Linked DNA regions of Homo sapiens: all the other regions are linked to region 1. Evidence: chromatin contacts called from ENCODE Hi-C or POLR2A ChIA-PET data. All regions are on one chromosome and are shown on one strand. The core of a region is the stretch at or near the end of the contact, and the rest is flanking DNA. Distances in the headings are between cores, read along the strand shown.

Region 1 (2,772 bases), core at 1-2,500:
ACATTAATTTCCTTCTCTGAGCACTGGCTTCCTCAGCTGTAAACAGCCTCCTACCTAATACTGTCTCAAGTGCTCCATGCAGAGTGTGGCACAACGGTGGGAGCTGTCCTGATTACTCTTGTTAGTCAGCCCTATCAGCAGCTCAGTGGGCACCAGGCATTCAGAGACAAAGGACACAGGTAGAGGCAGCCAGACTTCACTCATATCAGCTCTTGTGTCCTGGCACTGCCTATGTGGAGATGACAAATGCACATACACACAAGTGGCCACACACCCTAGGAAAACCCAGCAGTGCACACAAGCTTAGACACGTGTGCCCACACATGGATATAGAGTGACCCAGGGGACAGCTGGAAAGACAGCCAAGAGTTAGACATCATAAGCAGCAAACACCCTGACTCACACCTCTGGGACAAGGGAGTGGGGCTACGGCCGCTGGTGCTGCTGCCACTGAGCCCTTCTAGCTGCTTCTGCATGCCAAGGGAGGGAAGCCAGGCTCTTAGAGGGCCCCAGTGAGTCACTTGCCTGATGCAATCCCTTTAAAGGGCTCATCTGCTGGTGCAAGAAGCTGATTCATGGAGGGCGTGGTTGCTGGAGGAGGAGGAGAAAGGGACCGAAACTGCAGCAGGAGGAACTGAGGTTAGATAGCTGTAGTCGCTAATAGGAACGCTTCACTGTAAACCTCCCTGGTCAAGGCTTCAGGGATCTCCAGGTTGAAGGTTGCCATCCTCGGGGTTTCTACAAAGGCGACAGACCTAGAGGGAAATGAATTATGAGCGCTGCGACAGGAATTTCTGTCTTTTATTGAGCCTAACTGCAGGGCTTTCCTCACAGAGTTCCACAAACCGGGAAATGAGGATCAAGGATGAGTCACTTTTCTGATAAATACACTACAATTGGCCGATCTTCCAACCGCTGGGGACTTCAACCTCGGCAGGGGGAGTGTAGGGCCCGCGAGGTTCTGTGGGGTCGGGCGGGGCGGTGCCTCCGTCCCAGCCTCGCCGCAGATATAGATCAGCAGTAAGTACCGCCCCATTAGAGCCTCGGCCTCCAATCGTGTAACAGGTTTCGCCCAGACCCCACCCTGAACCAATCCTCAATCGGACTCTGGCCTCTTGCCTGAAGTCTTCCGCCCATCGTCAAGATGGCGCCCCAATCCGAAAGCCGTGGGGCTGGAGACGCAGGCGGAGGGCGGGGCCCGGGGGGGCGGGGCCGCGGCTAAGGCTGGGGAGGAGGGGGGCGGTGCGTCACTTCCGTTGTCAGGTGGCGGCGCCGCAGCCATGGAGGGAGGCGGCGGCGGCGGCGGCGGCGGCTCGGGTGGCTGCGCTGGGAGGCGGCGGTGAGAGGCTCGCACGCCTCCAGCCCGGCCCCGGCCCCCCGGGAGGGAGAGCCGAGCAGCCCCGGCTCTGGGCTACGGACTATGGGCGAATAGCTCTGACCACCCGGCGAAGGTGAGGGCAGGGGTCCAGGAGCGGGGAGCCGGGTGGGGGTTGCGGGTAGGCGGGGCGGGCCCCGGCGGCCGCGGCGGTGGAATCGGAGTGACAGCCTGAAGCCATCTGAGTGCAGCAGAAATGGCCCCGGCGAATGCCCCCTCCTCCGCTGGGGCTCTGCCCTTCCCCGGCGGCAGGGGCGAGGGCTGCCTCGCGCCGGGTACCGGGAGGCCGCGGGAGCTTCAGTCCCCGCCGCAGCTCTGGGAAGTGGGCACTGCCAGCTTTGCCTAGAGTCACCCAGCCAGTGAGTGAAGCAACCGGCGTGTGAATCCAGCCAGATCTTTCCAAAAAGACACCTTCTGCCTCTCCGTGTTTCCCTCCTAATCCCGAGGGTGACTTGATAGTTAGAACGAGTCCCCAGGGAGGGCCAGCCAGGGCTTCCTCCAAGAGCCCTCACTCTGGCACGGGCGCTACCGCTGCTGGGGAATTTTCATATCCCGGGCGGCGTTCAGGTACGAGTCACAGCTACCTGCTTGCCAAGGCCACGTTTGGCCGGCCTTTTCCAAGGAGAGCTTGCTGTGGTCAGTGTTTCACCTGCCGAGCCGGTCAGGCCCGCCCATTCCCACGCCACTTGGCCCCGCCTTCCAGCCAGTTAGGTAGGGACATTCGGATTCCTGATGCCGAGTTTTCTGCCCACCCCAATCCCCAGGTTTGAAGCCCTTTTGTTAGCGGAAGGAAGAGATGACAGCCGCCCTCTGTGTGGCAGGATAGACTTTGCTCTGTTTTAAGTCACTGGAGGAAACCGGTTGGCTTTGCTTTGGTTTTGAGAACCAGTGGGGAAGAGGGTAGGCATACTGGGCTGGGCGCCTTTCCCTCTTTGAGTAGTTTTGCGTGAGATAAGGAAGAGCAGAATGTGTAATTGTAGGGCCAAAATAATCTTGTTTGTAAACAGTGCCTGTGAGCTCCTTTAGTGCTTCCTAATGGCCGTGCTGTGCAAGTTGTTGGTTGGGTTAATCTAGACAGTCCTCATTCATTCATTCATTCATTTCTCACATGACCACAACAAGAGTCCTTGCCTAGAGGCAAGTGCTAGACAGCATAGTGGTTAAGAGTAGGCTTTGGAGCCAGACTTCCTGAGTTCAAATTCTGGCTCAGCAACTTTCCAGCTGTGTGTACCTGGGCACATTGCTTAGTCTCCCTGTGCCTCAGTGTCTTCGTCTATAAAACAAGGATGATAACAGAGAGAGATATTATGAAGAGTAAAAAGTTAACATGTAAAACATACAACCATGTTTGCCACGTAATAAGAATTCAATAAATGTTATCTATTTTTATTTCAAGG
Region 2 (2,772 bases), core at 189-2,688, 1.6 Mb before region 1:
GTGTTTTTCTTTTAACACCGTTCTGGACGTTTTATCTGGACATACACTGTTGTTTTTCTGTCTAGCTTCTTTCACTTAGCATGATGCTTTCATGGTTCATCATTGTAGTATTCATTTATTGCAGAATAATGTTCCATTGTACTGTATAGATATACCACACTTTATCCATTTGCCAGTTAATGGACTCTTGGGCTGCATCCAGTTTTTGTCTATTATGAATAATGCCGCTGTGAACATATGAACACATGGACATGTTTGCATTTCTCTACCTACAAGTGGAGATATATAGACAGAATTTTTTTTAAGGCTGTATGTCATTTCACAGCTGGTCTTCCACTGCTTGGATGCACAGTATTTTATTTTATTTTATTTTACTTTTTTTTGAGACGGAGTCTCTCTCTGTCGCCCAAGCTGGAATGCAGTGGCATGATCTCAGCTCACTGCAACCTCTGCCTCCTGGGTTCAAGTGATTCTCCTGCCTCAGCCTCCCGAGTAGCTGTGACTACAGGCGCGCGCCACCATGCCCGGCTAATTTTTTGCAGTTTTAGTAGAGACGGGGTTTCACCGTGTTAGACAGGATGGTCTCAATCTCCTGATCTCGTTGGATGCACAGTATTTTATTTAACATATTCGCTGCCGATAGACAAGTCGTTTCTACACGTGAATTTCTTTTTTTTTTTTTTTTTTGAGACTGAGTCTCATTCTGTCGCCCAGGCTGGAGTGCAGTGGCACGATCTCAGCTGACGGCAACCTCTGCTTCCCGGGTTCAAGCGATTCTCCTGCCTCAGCCTCCGGAGTAGCTGGGACTACAGGCGCCTGCCATCACGCCCGGCTAATTTTTGTTTGTTTGTTTTTAGTAGAGACGGGGTTTCACCATGTTAGCCAGCCTGGTCGTCTCGAACCTCTGACCTCAAGTGATCCGCCCGCCTCGGCCTCCCAAAGTGTTGGGATTACAGGCGTGAGCTACCGCGCCCGGCCTCACATGTGAATTTTTTTAAAAACACCACCAGCAAAACCCCACTATTCCCATTTTCCTGAGAAAGACGCTGAGGTCCAGAGAAAGAGAAAACGTTCTCATAATTTATGCTGAAAGCTGCGTCCTCAAGTTCCGGTTTCCCAACTCCCATCCGCACTCCAACTGCTCGCGCAGTCCACACAGGATACCTGCCCGCCAAGCCGGCCCCAGCAAGCCGCAGGAAGCCGTCCGCTGAACCTCAGGTTCTTGGGTTTTCCTATGCCCCCTGGAGGCATCTGCGAACCTCTCGGCATCGCTCCACCACACCTCCCACCAGCAGGTGGCACTGTTGCCATCTCCATAACATGGACTGGCCTTCCTTGTGGTGCTCCTGTTTTCTTAAGTCCCGGGGCACTTCCGGCACTCGCGGAACTTTGGTGCAGCCTGATGCGCAACGTGGGGACTCAGGCGCGCTGGGCGGCAGGAGTTGCTTCCGGCCGTGTTGGTGGTCTGAATTGAGAAGCCGCGACTAAGGGAAGATGGAGACAATACTGGAGCAGCAGCGGCGCTATCATGAGGAGAAGGAACGGCTCATGGACGTCATGGCTAAAGAGATGCTCACCAAGAAGTCCACGGTGAGTGGGGCCTGAGCAGAGGCTGCGGCAGGAGCACGAGCCTCTATCCCGTGTTTGACCTCTGAGAGCTTGCTTTGGCCCTCAGAACCTCCCTGCCTTCCTCCGGGCTCCCTCTCCGAGCTCCGGTCTTGGTAACCTCCTCCCGGGGTCCGGAGCCCCAGAGGCCTTTCTGCCTCAGCTGGTAAAAGCTGAGCGGGTAAGCTCCGCCCTCGGGCGGCCTTTTCTACTCCAGAACGCAAACTAACGGCGTTTGTGTCACCGTTTGTTTTTTCAGCTCCGGGACCAGATCAATTCTGATCACCGCACTCGGGCCATGCAAGATGTGAGTGCCCAGCTGTCTGCCTCTCTTTGGGTTGGCGAGGGCGGGAAAAGAGAGGGGAAGTGAAGTGCGGTGTCTCAGCATGAGTCCCTGGCCAAAGGTAACCGGATTGGCCAGTCGCGGGCTCTCTGCCTGGACAGATGTCCACAGGCTGCCGAACGTGAGGGTGCTTCCTCAGTTCTCTGAATGGGGAACTCTTGGGCATTCTTCATTAATCAGAAAGGTGCCCTTTTTTTTTTTCTTCTTCTTCTTCTTTTGGACGGAGTCTCGCTCTGTTGCCTAGGCTGGAGTGCAGTGGCGCGGTCTCGGCTCACTGCAACCTCCGCCTCCTGGGTTCAAGCGATTCTCCTGCCTCAGCCTCCGGAGTAGTTGGGACTACAGGCGCTCGCCACCACGCTCAGCTAATTTTTGTATTTTTAGTAGAGACGGAGTTTCTACTAAACATGTTGGTCAGGCTGGTCTCGAACTCCTGACCTCGTGATCCACCTACCTCGGCCTCCCAAAGTGCTGAGATTACAGGCTTGAGCCACCGCGGCCGGCTTACACGTGCCCATTCTTACAGCATCCTGTATCCCTTGGATGTGCAAACAATAGTTATGAAGAGTCCATGACTCAGGTGCATAGCTACAATCCTTCCCTTAAATGAAAAAAAAAATATATATATATATATACACACACACACACACACACACAACACACCCCGTATGTTAGTGTTTTTCTCCCAGGATACTACTTTAAAGCGTTTTGGACTACTAAACTGCATTTGTCTGGTAATAGTTCAGTTTATTAAAAGAAAAACAAGATGCTATTTAAACTGGGTGATGAATAAATGGAGGTTCATTTTACTACGTTCCTTACTCTTG
Region 3 (2,772 bases), core at 136-2,635, 1.5 Mb before region 1:
GATTCTCTTGCCAAGCCCAGCTTGCACTGACTTTAGATTGGTAGTTGAATCGGTAGATTGGTAGGAGTCTTTCTGCTCCTGCACTTATTTAACTGCTCCTTTTTTTTTTTGAGACGGAGTCTTGCTGTGTCACCAGGCTAGGAGTGCAGTGGCACGATCTTGGCTCACTGCAACTTCCACCTCCCGGGTTCAAGTAATTCTCCTGCCTTAGCCTCTCTAGTAGCTGGGACTACATACATGCACCTGCACGCCACCACACCCAGCTAATTTTTGTATTTTTAGTAGGGATGGTGTTTCACCTTGTTGGCCAGGATGGTCTCCATCTCCTGACCTTGTGATCTGCCCGCCTGGGCCTCCCAAAGTGCTGAGATTACAGGCGTGAGCCACCGCGCCTGGCCTCACTGTTCTTAACATCTTTTTTCTTTTCTTTTTTTTTCTTCCTAACCACTAGATGACCAGGGATGCTGTTAACTTCCTTTTGCAGCTTTTTCTTTCCTTAAAAAGAGTGAAGTCTGATTTGGGAGAAATACCTCATTATTTCCATCTAGCAACTGAAGTTGCTCTTATTCAGAAAACCCCATTGAGGATCCTGTACAGGGCCCAGTACTTATCCAAGTCAGTCTGTAAAATGTTCACCTGCATTGCATCCTGGGTACATGCAAAACCTGGAGCTGTGTTCTGGAGGGTTTTGAACTATGCACTAAAAAGGAAATGGCTACTCAGAAGTCCCACAGGGGCCATTCTGGGCTATTTTAACAAAGCAGTAATAGCAAATACATTTTGTTTTTTTTTAATCCAAAGTTGATTAGAAATGAGCCAGCTTCGCCGGGTGTGGTGGCTCAAGCCTGTAATCCCAGCACTTTCAGAGGCCGAGGTGGGCGGATCACAAGGTCAGGAGTTCAAGACCATCCTGGCCAACGTGGTGAAACCCCATCTCTACTAAAATATAAAAAATTAGCTGGGCGTGGTGGCGTGCGCCTGTATCCCAGCTACTTGAGAGGCTGAAGCAATCACTTGAACCTGGGAGGCGGAGGTTGCAGTGGGCTGAGATCACGCCACTGCATGCCAGCCTGACGACAGTGAGACTCCGTCTCAAAAAAAAAAAGAAATGAACCAGCTTTGTAGTAACTCAAATTTACAAGGGGATGTGTTTAAGTATTTTTTCTTCTGGACCCAGGAAACAAAGTATTAAAGTCTGTCATGCCAGTGAAAGGAAATGAATGCTATTTATATCTCAGGGTAACATAAAGGGTAACCTAGTTTACCAGAGTAGAAGCCAGAGAGCATGTTAGCAAAATAGCCCCCGGGGTGGTTTTCTCTCTCACTCTCTCTTTCATCTTGTTTTGTCAGTACTAATAGGTAAAACTTGTGTGACCAACATATCCTTTTAGCATGGAGAAAATAAATTTGCTTTTGTTTATCTTAGAGAACAAATATTGCCCATCATTTCCACCGTTGTGGGAAGCTCTGCAGGCTCCTAAGTAACTTATTTTAAGTCACTTTGTTTCCTTAAACAAAAGAGAACTGTATTCGTTTTTCTTCTTCCTTTTGTTGTTCCCCTCTCCATTTTCCTTCTTTGGGCCATTTAATCCAGTTTTATGTTTCTAGTACAAGAGAACCCCCTAAAGATTCTTTTTTTCTTCTGAAAACAGTTTGTTTTGGAATTCTGCAGTTATTGTTGAGAGCAAGTGAGGTGACCCACAAACACTCAGTTAGAAGTGGAGCTTTGAACAGAAAAATCCTCAGGGAGGGACAGTTCAGGAAGAGGGAGGCATCAATATATTTATTAGAGGAAAGATACTGTACTGTTGGAGGATAGATGCTAGCTGACTTGCATGTTTTTCTTTGCTACTTAAAATATACTGTTAGCCCGGCACAGTGGTGCGCACCTGTAGTCCCAGCTACTCGGAGGCTGAGGCAGGAGTCTTGCTTGAGGAGTTCCAGACCAGCCTGGGCAACATAGTGATATCTCTAAATTTAAATAGATAAATATATAAAATAAATTACGCTCTAACAGTTTTGTTATTGGTGATCCATACATGAACTGAAGCTAGCAAATATGAATGAGAAGAGACTTTCTTTCTTGGAATGCCAATGATGAGAATTTAAACAAAGTGGATGTCAAGAGGCCTGGACATTTTTCTTTTTCTTTTCTTCATGGTTCCTTGGTGCACTATTACTTTCTCTTTTTGTTTTTATTTATTTTTATTTTTATTTTATTTTATTTTTTTGAGACGGAGTCTCACTCTGTCACCCAGGCTGGAGTGCAGTGGTGTGATCTCTGCTCACTGCAGCCTCCACCTCCTGGGTTTAAGCAGTTCTCCTGCCTCAGCCTCCCAAGTAGCTGAGATTACAGGCATGTGCTAACATGTCTGGCTACTCTTTGTATTTTCAGTAAAGACGGGGTTTCAACATGTTGGCCAGGCTGATCTTGAACTCCTGATTTCAGGTGATCTGCCCACCTTGGCCTCCCAAAGTGCTGGGATTATAGGCGTGAGCCATCATGCCTGGACTAATTTTTATATTTTTAGTAGAGACAGGGTTTCACCATGTTGGCCAGGCTGGTCTTGAACTCCTGACCTCAAGTGATTCAGCCTGCCTTGGCCTCCCAAAGTGCTGGCATTACAGGTGTGAGCCACCATGCGCAGCCTCTTTTTGTTTTTAGAGACGAGATCTCCCTGTGTTGCCCAGGCCGGTCTCAAACTCCTGACCTCAAGTGATCTTCCCGCCTCTGCCTCCCAAAGTGCTGGGATTACAGGCATGAGCCACCGC
Region 4 (2,772 bases), core at 204-2,703, 1.4 Mb after region 1:
AAACTCTCATACATGGCTGAAGGGAGTATAAACTGAAACCACCATTTTCTAAAATTGCCTGAGATTATCTACCTAAATTTTACATATACATAACAAGCAATTTCACTTTTAGGTATGAACCCAACAGAAATGTGTGCATATGTATCACTGTTAAATAAAACTTGTAGGCCATTGTTTCGGGCTAAGCTCCTGCAGTAGGTCTCAATGAACCAGACTAAAAATCAAAATGGAGTCACTCACACTGAGGTTCCATGTCATCAAATGGAAACTACGTTGTTATTTGAAGTTCTGAAAAGTCAGGAAAAAGAGATAATAAGAGTCTAATTTCCCCTGAGTGCCAGTTTCAATTAGCATAATAATGAAATTTCTTCTGCTTTAATCGTTACCAAAAAAAGATAAACTGAAGTTACCTGATGTTAACCAATCAGTTATTTCTCTATTGTTTTGTTTCTTGGTTCTGCTTTACAAGGAAATTAACTTATTTATTTATTTTTTGGAAAGTTACTTTGAAATGAACCAATCTGTTTTTTGTTCTTTACTTCTGCTTTCTCCAGCCCTTCTCTGTCTATAAAACCTACCTCTTCTGCTCAGCTCATTGGAACACTTGTTCTATTTTATGGAATGAAGTGCTGCCAGATTCTAGAATCACAAATAAAGCTAATTGAGATATTTAAATTAAATTTGTTGTAATTTTGTCTTTTAACATCACCAATGACAAGAATGTTCACAGAAGCATTATTCCTAATAGCCACAAATTGGAAACAACTCAAATGTCCATCAGTAGTAGATGATTAAAATTGTATCATATTCATAAAATAGAATACTATACAGCAGTCAAAATGAATGAACAGTCACAAATCATACACGTATCTGTGAAACAATGTTGAATTAAAAAAACCAAATCTCAATTTTGAGCAAGTTTTTTCATTTATATCTCAAGAGATTAAAAAATTATACCTCTTAGGGTTAAATGGTGAGGATTAAGTGGGATGGTGCATGTGAAGTGCTCAGCAAGCCAAGTATTATTTAATATCATGCTCTCTCAGTAGGCCACCTTTCAGGAAATGGGCACTAAAGGATGCTACAGATTAGCTAGGTGTGGTGGCACGTGCCTGTAAGCCCAGCTACTCGGGAGGCTGAGGCAGGAGAATCGCTTCAACCCAGGAGGCGGAGGTTGCAGTTAGCCGAGATTGTGCCACTGCACCCCAGCCTGGGCAACACAGTGATACTCTGTCTCCAAAAAAAAAAAAAAAAAAAAAAAAAAAAAAAAAAAAAAAAAAGAATGCTATAGAGCACTTACAGCGCCTTCTAACGCCATCTCCACCTTTTCACTATTGAGCCTCGGTCTCTTTAAGAAGTGAACCATAATTGAGGAAAGAGGAATGCTGGGAAGTTCTACTCAGCTCAGGTCCGGAGCCTGACGGGAAAAGAGGGCGGAGACCAAGGCTGCGCAGGCGTGGTTGGCCGGTCGTTGCGTTGGGATGGATCAGGCGGAATTCCAGAAGAGAAAATAATCCCTGTCTAGATGCAGAGGACTTGGTTCCTATTCCAGTGCTCCTCCGGTAGCAGGGAGGCGACAGAAGGTGGGTGCGGCCGCAGTGGTAGTGGGCGGGACGGCGGGGCGGAGGCCACACCACGTGACGAGGCGTTGCGGCGGGGGCGGTGCCAGGTGGGCTACGCGGCTGGGGCGGCTGCGGATATCGCCTTAGGGACGCGTTGACATTCACTGGCTAGTCCACCGCTCTCAGTCGGAGACCACATTGCCTCGTTAGTCCTCAATGATGGGAGTGGGAATTCTTGGTGGGAAGGAGAATTTCGGAAAGCGTGCGGTTCTCAGAGGAGGGATGAGCGCCCGTAGATATTTTGTGGCGAGTGCGCAAAAGTTCTCATTTCTTCTTTGGAACAGGCTTTTCAACCAGTTGTCCGTTTCCATCCCGGACTATTCGGATAAAGACAACTTTGAAGAGCTTTTTGTTTTAGGTTTAATTCGTCCCGTTTAGTTCTTTGACTTTTAGGGGAAGGGAATTTACTGAATGGCCAATTGAGTTTCTTTTCTACAGGAAGGCGATTGTGAAGCGGGGCTCTGAGGGGCTTGATGCCCCCCACCCCTCACACGGAGACCTTGAAAGAGGCAGGTGACTCACTTTCAGTAAGGGCGTTCCTGTTGTTCGCCTGCGATGGATGGCATCTTGAGCTCACATCTAGCGTTAGGCCGAGAAATGGGGCCCTTAGGGAGGCTTCCAGTGAAGGTTGAGTTATAGGTCAGGGCCGGGAGGTTGTTGTGCCCCTCTTTGAGAAATAAAAGCCGACGTGGGCCTCTAAGTACTGATTCTTATGGGGTCAGAAACTATTTCTTGAGTCCGTTCTTCTCAGAGTTTATTACTTCCTCCCACGTCTTGGTCTGCTGGTCTAATTCCCTTCAATAACCTTCAACATAGGAAAAAACCAGAGTGTGTTGTGTGTCTTTAAAGATATTAGAGAAGTGGGAGCTGTTGCCCCAAAACTGTTTTCTTATGTAGCTACTGAAGGAACAGAAAGCAGGAAGAAAGAAAAAAGTTAGTTGTGGCCCCAGAAGAGTTGTTTTTCAAATGCCGAGCCGTGAAGCCTCATGCACTCAACACAAAGTTTTTCTTTCATATAGATAAGCCTGAAGAAAAAAGAATAAGCCTGAGTATGTATTTTAGGTGTCCAACTATCCATTACCAAGAAGAAATCTATTCGTTTGAGCCTGAGACACTCTTTGAGGTAAAAAATTAGAATGAAAGAACCTTT
Region 5 (2,772 bases), core at 90-2,589, 1.3 Mb before region 1:
CCTGGAAGGCTCCTTCTTGGTTTCCACGTAGAGCAAAGTCATTTTTCCGAGACTGTAGGGCCCCAGCCCAGAGATTCTGGTCTAGTATGTGTGGGGAGGGGCTAGATATCTGCATCCTTAATAAGTACCCTTAGTTCAGTTGCAGAGTCATTCCTTAAGAAAGAGCCTTCATCCTGAGAAAAGGCAGCAGTTAGCACAGAGATTGATGGCTGGGTAGACTAGCCACAAAGACCGCACTTCTCTGGGGAAGAAACGCCTTCATAACTCCCTCACTGCACCTCTTTTCCCCTTTTTGTTGCCAGTCCTCAAGTCCAATGGGTACCTCGGCATTGCTCCCCTGGCCCCTCCATGCTGTTTGGGGTGGGATAGTCATAACTTATGTATATGGGGCTTTAGAGTCTGTCGCATCCATATCCATTCATTCTGAGGCCTCCCAGTGTGCCCAGCACAGAACTCATCATTAGCAATACAGAGGTAAATCAAAGAAGTCCATGATTTAGTAGGCCAGGCAGATCTGCAAGCTCTTCGTGAGAAGTGCTATTGTGAAGGATGTGTGGGGAATGCAGTGGATGGAGAGAGTGACTGATTGTTTTTGTGGGTTTTTGTGGGAGGCGAGATAGGGGAATGTGAGACTAGCTCCTCTGTGACTTAATTTCAGTGAGAGTCTTCCCTCTGGTCTCTAGTAGAGTAAGTGATGGGGGTGGGGGTCAGCCTGGCCTGCTGGCCATCATGTGAGCGGGGAGCAACCCTTTCTGCTCTGGCTCATCTCTTCTGATTGAAACGTGTGGAGCAGTTCTTAATTTGCACAGAGAGCCCAGACTAATAAATCCGCTACTCAATTGCAATTCCCACAGTGCGTTTATAGGCAACAGCTGACTTTTATCAGCTAGTTTGTTCTTTCATATAAGCAGAGTTTTATGAGGGTCTCCTGAGCTGGCTTGTAATGTGATGAAACGTCTGCAAAACTCAACCATAAATTCCTGGCACCTGCCAAGCAGAGGATGCTGTTTTCCAGGCACATTTTGTCCAGCTGGCGGCTCTGTCCCCTTGCCCAGTTTGCATTTTTGCACTTGTCTCTTTAAACTTGGATTTGTTTTTCAGTTCTCTGCGGCCTCTTTAAAGGCAACCGAAAAATGAGGGGTAGGAAAAAGGAACTAGAAAGTTACGTCTGTGCTAAAAATTACCCCTGGCTTATGTTGCTCTGAAAGCCAGTTTTGATCCCACTGTTGAAACAGAGACATCAGGCTTCCCTGCCACATGAACCCCAGGGCGGGGGACAGGAGGCCAGTGCCAGCCGAGCCCGTTATTAATACTTTGATTCTTTTCTGGGCCATCACCCTTTGTACTTGCCAAAGGCCCCTACCCTCAGTTGTCAGTTCTGTAAATTAAAGAAACAGCTCCGGAGGCCTTTTCCCCAGATGGTCTCCAGGCATGACATCTTTTCCCAGCATTTAGAGCTCCCCCAACACAGAGAGATGAAATTTAAATGCCCTCTGTCCTCCAAATAGGGCGAGACCTGGACTCTTGGAGAATGCTGTTTGGCTGGGGTGGACTGGGTCATTGGGAGAGCTACAAAGGCCTCAGTGGTGCAACTAGGAATGGTTGAGTGTGGCCCTGGCTGTGTCTCAGGATTACCCACCTGTGTTTATGGGTTCTCTTCATTTTGATCAGACCATTAGGTCAGAAGGCTCCTGTGGCTGCCCTTCCTGTGGCCTTATCCCCTGCTTGCTTTCCCTAGCCCACACTTCAGGGCTGGCTTCATGTGCCTGTGACCCACACTTACAAGGGTTCCCAAGGTTGGTTTCATGCTCTGCTGTCACTCTCGAAATTCTAAACAGTTTTCGAATGATTTTCCTTTGGCACTGGGCCCTGCAAATTATGTTGCCAGTTCTGCCCAGCTTCTCTCTGGTCCTACTGCTTGTAGCTGCCCCAGCACTGTGGACAGACCCTTTCTTCTCCAAGTTGAAGTTTGAGCCTTTGCAGAGCAGGTTAGTTACCCGTCATTGAGGCCTCTGGCCTTGTCCCCCTCCCAAAGGCTCCCTGTTATCCACTCTTCTGGCTACAGGCAATCCCTATTACGTGACAGTATCTCCACAGGCCCTAAAGAGGTGCCTGTCAGTCCCAACTCCCTAAGTCATCTGCAGCTGCTCCTGGCCCCTTCTTATCATTTTCCAGAAAAGATTTCTAGTCAATGCACTCTGCCTGGAAGAAGCTGCCTGCTCTTATGGAGGAGCTGGGGTCTTTGCTAGAGAAAACATCCCCTAACTGCCACCTCCACCTCAAAGGCAAGACATTGTTTCCTGCTACGGGAAAGAGACCCACTTTCTTATTTTTCCAAGCCCCACTCAGACACCATCTCCTTTTTGTTATCTCTTCTTACACCCCTAGATGAAAATAACCCTTCCTTTCTCAGCACAGTACTTGTACTTCCCTTTAACACTTAATTTTTAATTTTTTTAAAAAATGTAGAGTCAGGGTTTCACCATGTTGTCCAGGCTGGTCTTGAACTCCTGGGCTCAGGAGATCCACCTGAGCTGGGCTTGGTGCTTTGGCTCACATCTGTAATCCCAGCACTTTGAGAGACCGAGGCGGGCAGATCGCTTAAGCCCAGGAGTTTGAGACCAGGCAGGGCAACATAGTGAGGCTCCATCTCATAACTAACTAAATAAATAAATAAAAGAAATCTGCCTACCTTGGCCTCTCAAAGCTCTGGAATTATAGGCGTGAGCCACCACACTCGGCCTATTTTTTTTTAAATTTAAATCCAGCTCC

The links. A loop is a pair of places that touch in the nucleus more often than their neighbours do. ChIA-PET counts read pairs that join two places held with the same protein, here RNA polymerase II (POLR2A). Pooled maps may share reads with other maps.
Region 2: a pooled map shows a loop between it and region 1 (5-fold over the local background). The contact joins the promoter of SF3A3 here to the promoter of STK40 in region 1. A Hi-C loop is called at or near these places in 8 of 50 pooled maps. POLR2A ChIA-PET finds 5 or more read pairs at or near these places in 2 of 52 experiments (HEK293 and T-cell).
Region 3: a pooled map shows a loop between it and region 1 (6-fold over the local background). The contact joins the enhancer-like site here to the promoter of STK40 in region 1. A Hi-C loop is called at or near these places in 1 of 168 maps with a recorded cell type or tissue (CD8-positive, alpha-beta T cell) and 5 of 50 pooled maps. POLR2A ChIA-PET finds 5 or more read pairs at or near these places in 1 of 52 experiments (T-cell).
Region 4: a loop to region 1 is called in a pooled map, with 14 times the contacts of the local background. The contact joins the promoter of ZMYM6 here to the promoter of STK40 in region 1. A Hi-C loop is called at or near these places in 9 of 50 pooled maps. POLR2A ChIA-PET finds 5 or more read pairs at or near these places in 2 of 52 experiments (HepG2 and activated naive CD8-positive, alpha-beta T cell).
Region 5: a pooled map shows a loop between it and region 1 (2.2-fold over the local background). The contact joins the enhancer-like site here to the promoter of STK40 in region 1. A Hi-C loop is called at or near these places in 2 of 50 pooled maps.

What each region holds. Positions count from the first base shown.
Region 1 is chr1:36,384,402-36,387,173 of GRCh38, reverse strand. It overlaps STK40 (serine/threonine kinase 40), which reads left to right and starts at 1,250. Exons shown (of 11, transcript NM_001282547.2): 1 at 1,250-1,451. It overlaps LOC124904012 (a long non-coding RNA gene), which reads right to left and starts at 983. Exons shown (of 2, transcript XR_007065779.1): 1 at 847-983; 2 at 1-755. RefSeq lists enhancers at 403-772, 803-912, 1-936 and silencers at 1,143-1,522, 1,673-1,742, 2,043-2,092.
Region 2 is chr1:37,988,688-37,991,459 of GRCh38, reverse strand. It overlaps SF3A3 (splicing factor 3a subunit 3), which reads left to right and starts at 1,438. Exons shown (of 17, transcript NM_006802.4): 1 at 1,438-1,590; 2 at 1,865-1,912. The coding sequence starts at 1,495. RefSeq lists enhancers at 280-825, 1,217-1,386, 2,087-2,186.
Region 3 is chr1:37,924,633-37,927,404 of GRCh38, reverse strand. All of the region lies in intron 7 of INPP5B (inositol polyphosphate-5-phosphatase B), which reads left to right. Among named protein-coding and RNA genes, the nearest start is that of INPP5B, 21 kb to the left of the region's middle. RefSeq lists an enhancer at 1,003-1,242. Within about 2 kb of position 1,385, at least 5 of the 41 ENCODE cell types and tissues checked have a DNase peak (open chromatin) inside an H3K27ac peak, as active enhancers do; they include CD8-positive, alpha-beta T cell, where a contact is called at or near this core.
Region 4 is chr1:35,030,626-35,033,397 of GRCh38, reverse strand. ZMYM6 (zinc finger MYM-type containing 6) reads left to right here and starts at 1,453. Exons shown (of 16, transcript NM_007167.4): 1 at 1,453-1,583; 2 at 2,685-2,772. The coding sequence starts at 2,759. LOC124903990 (a long non-coding RNA gene) reads right to left here and starts at 678. Exons shown (of 2, transcript XR_007065739.1): 1 at 241-678. RefSeq lists enhancers at 1,264-1,443, 1,100-1,624, 1,625-2,151 and a silencer at 1,614-1,733.
Region 5 is chr1:37,674,863-37,677,634 of GRCh38, reverse strand. No RefSeq gene overlaps it. Among named protein-coding and RNA genes, the nearest start is that of AIRIM, 14 kb to the left of the region's middle. Within about 2 kb of position 1,339, at least 5 of the 41 ENCODE cell types and tissues checked have a DNase peak (open chromatin) inside an H3K27ac peak, as active enhancers do.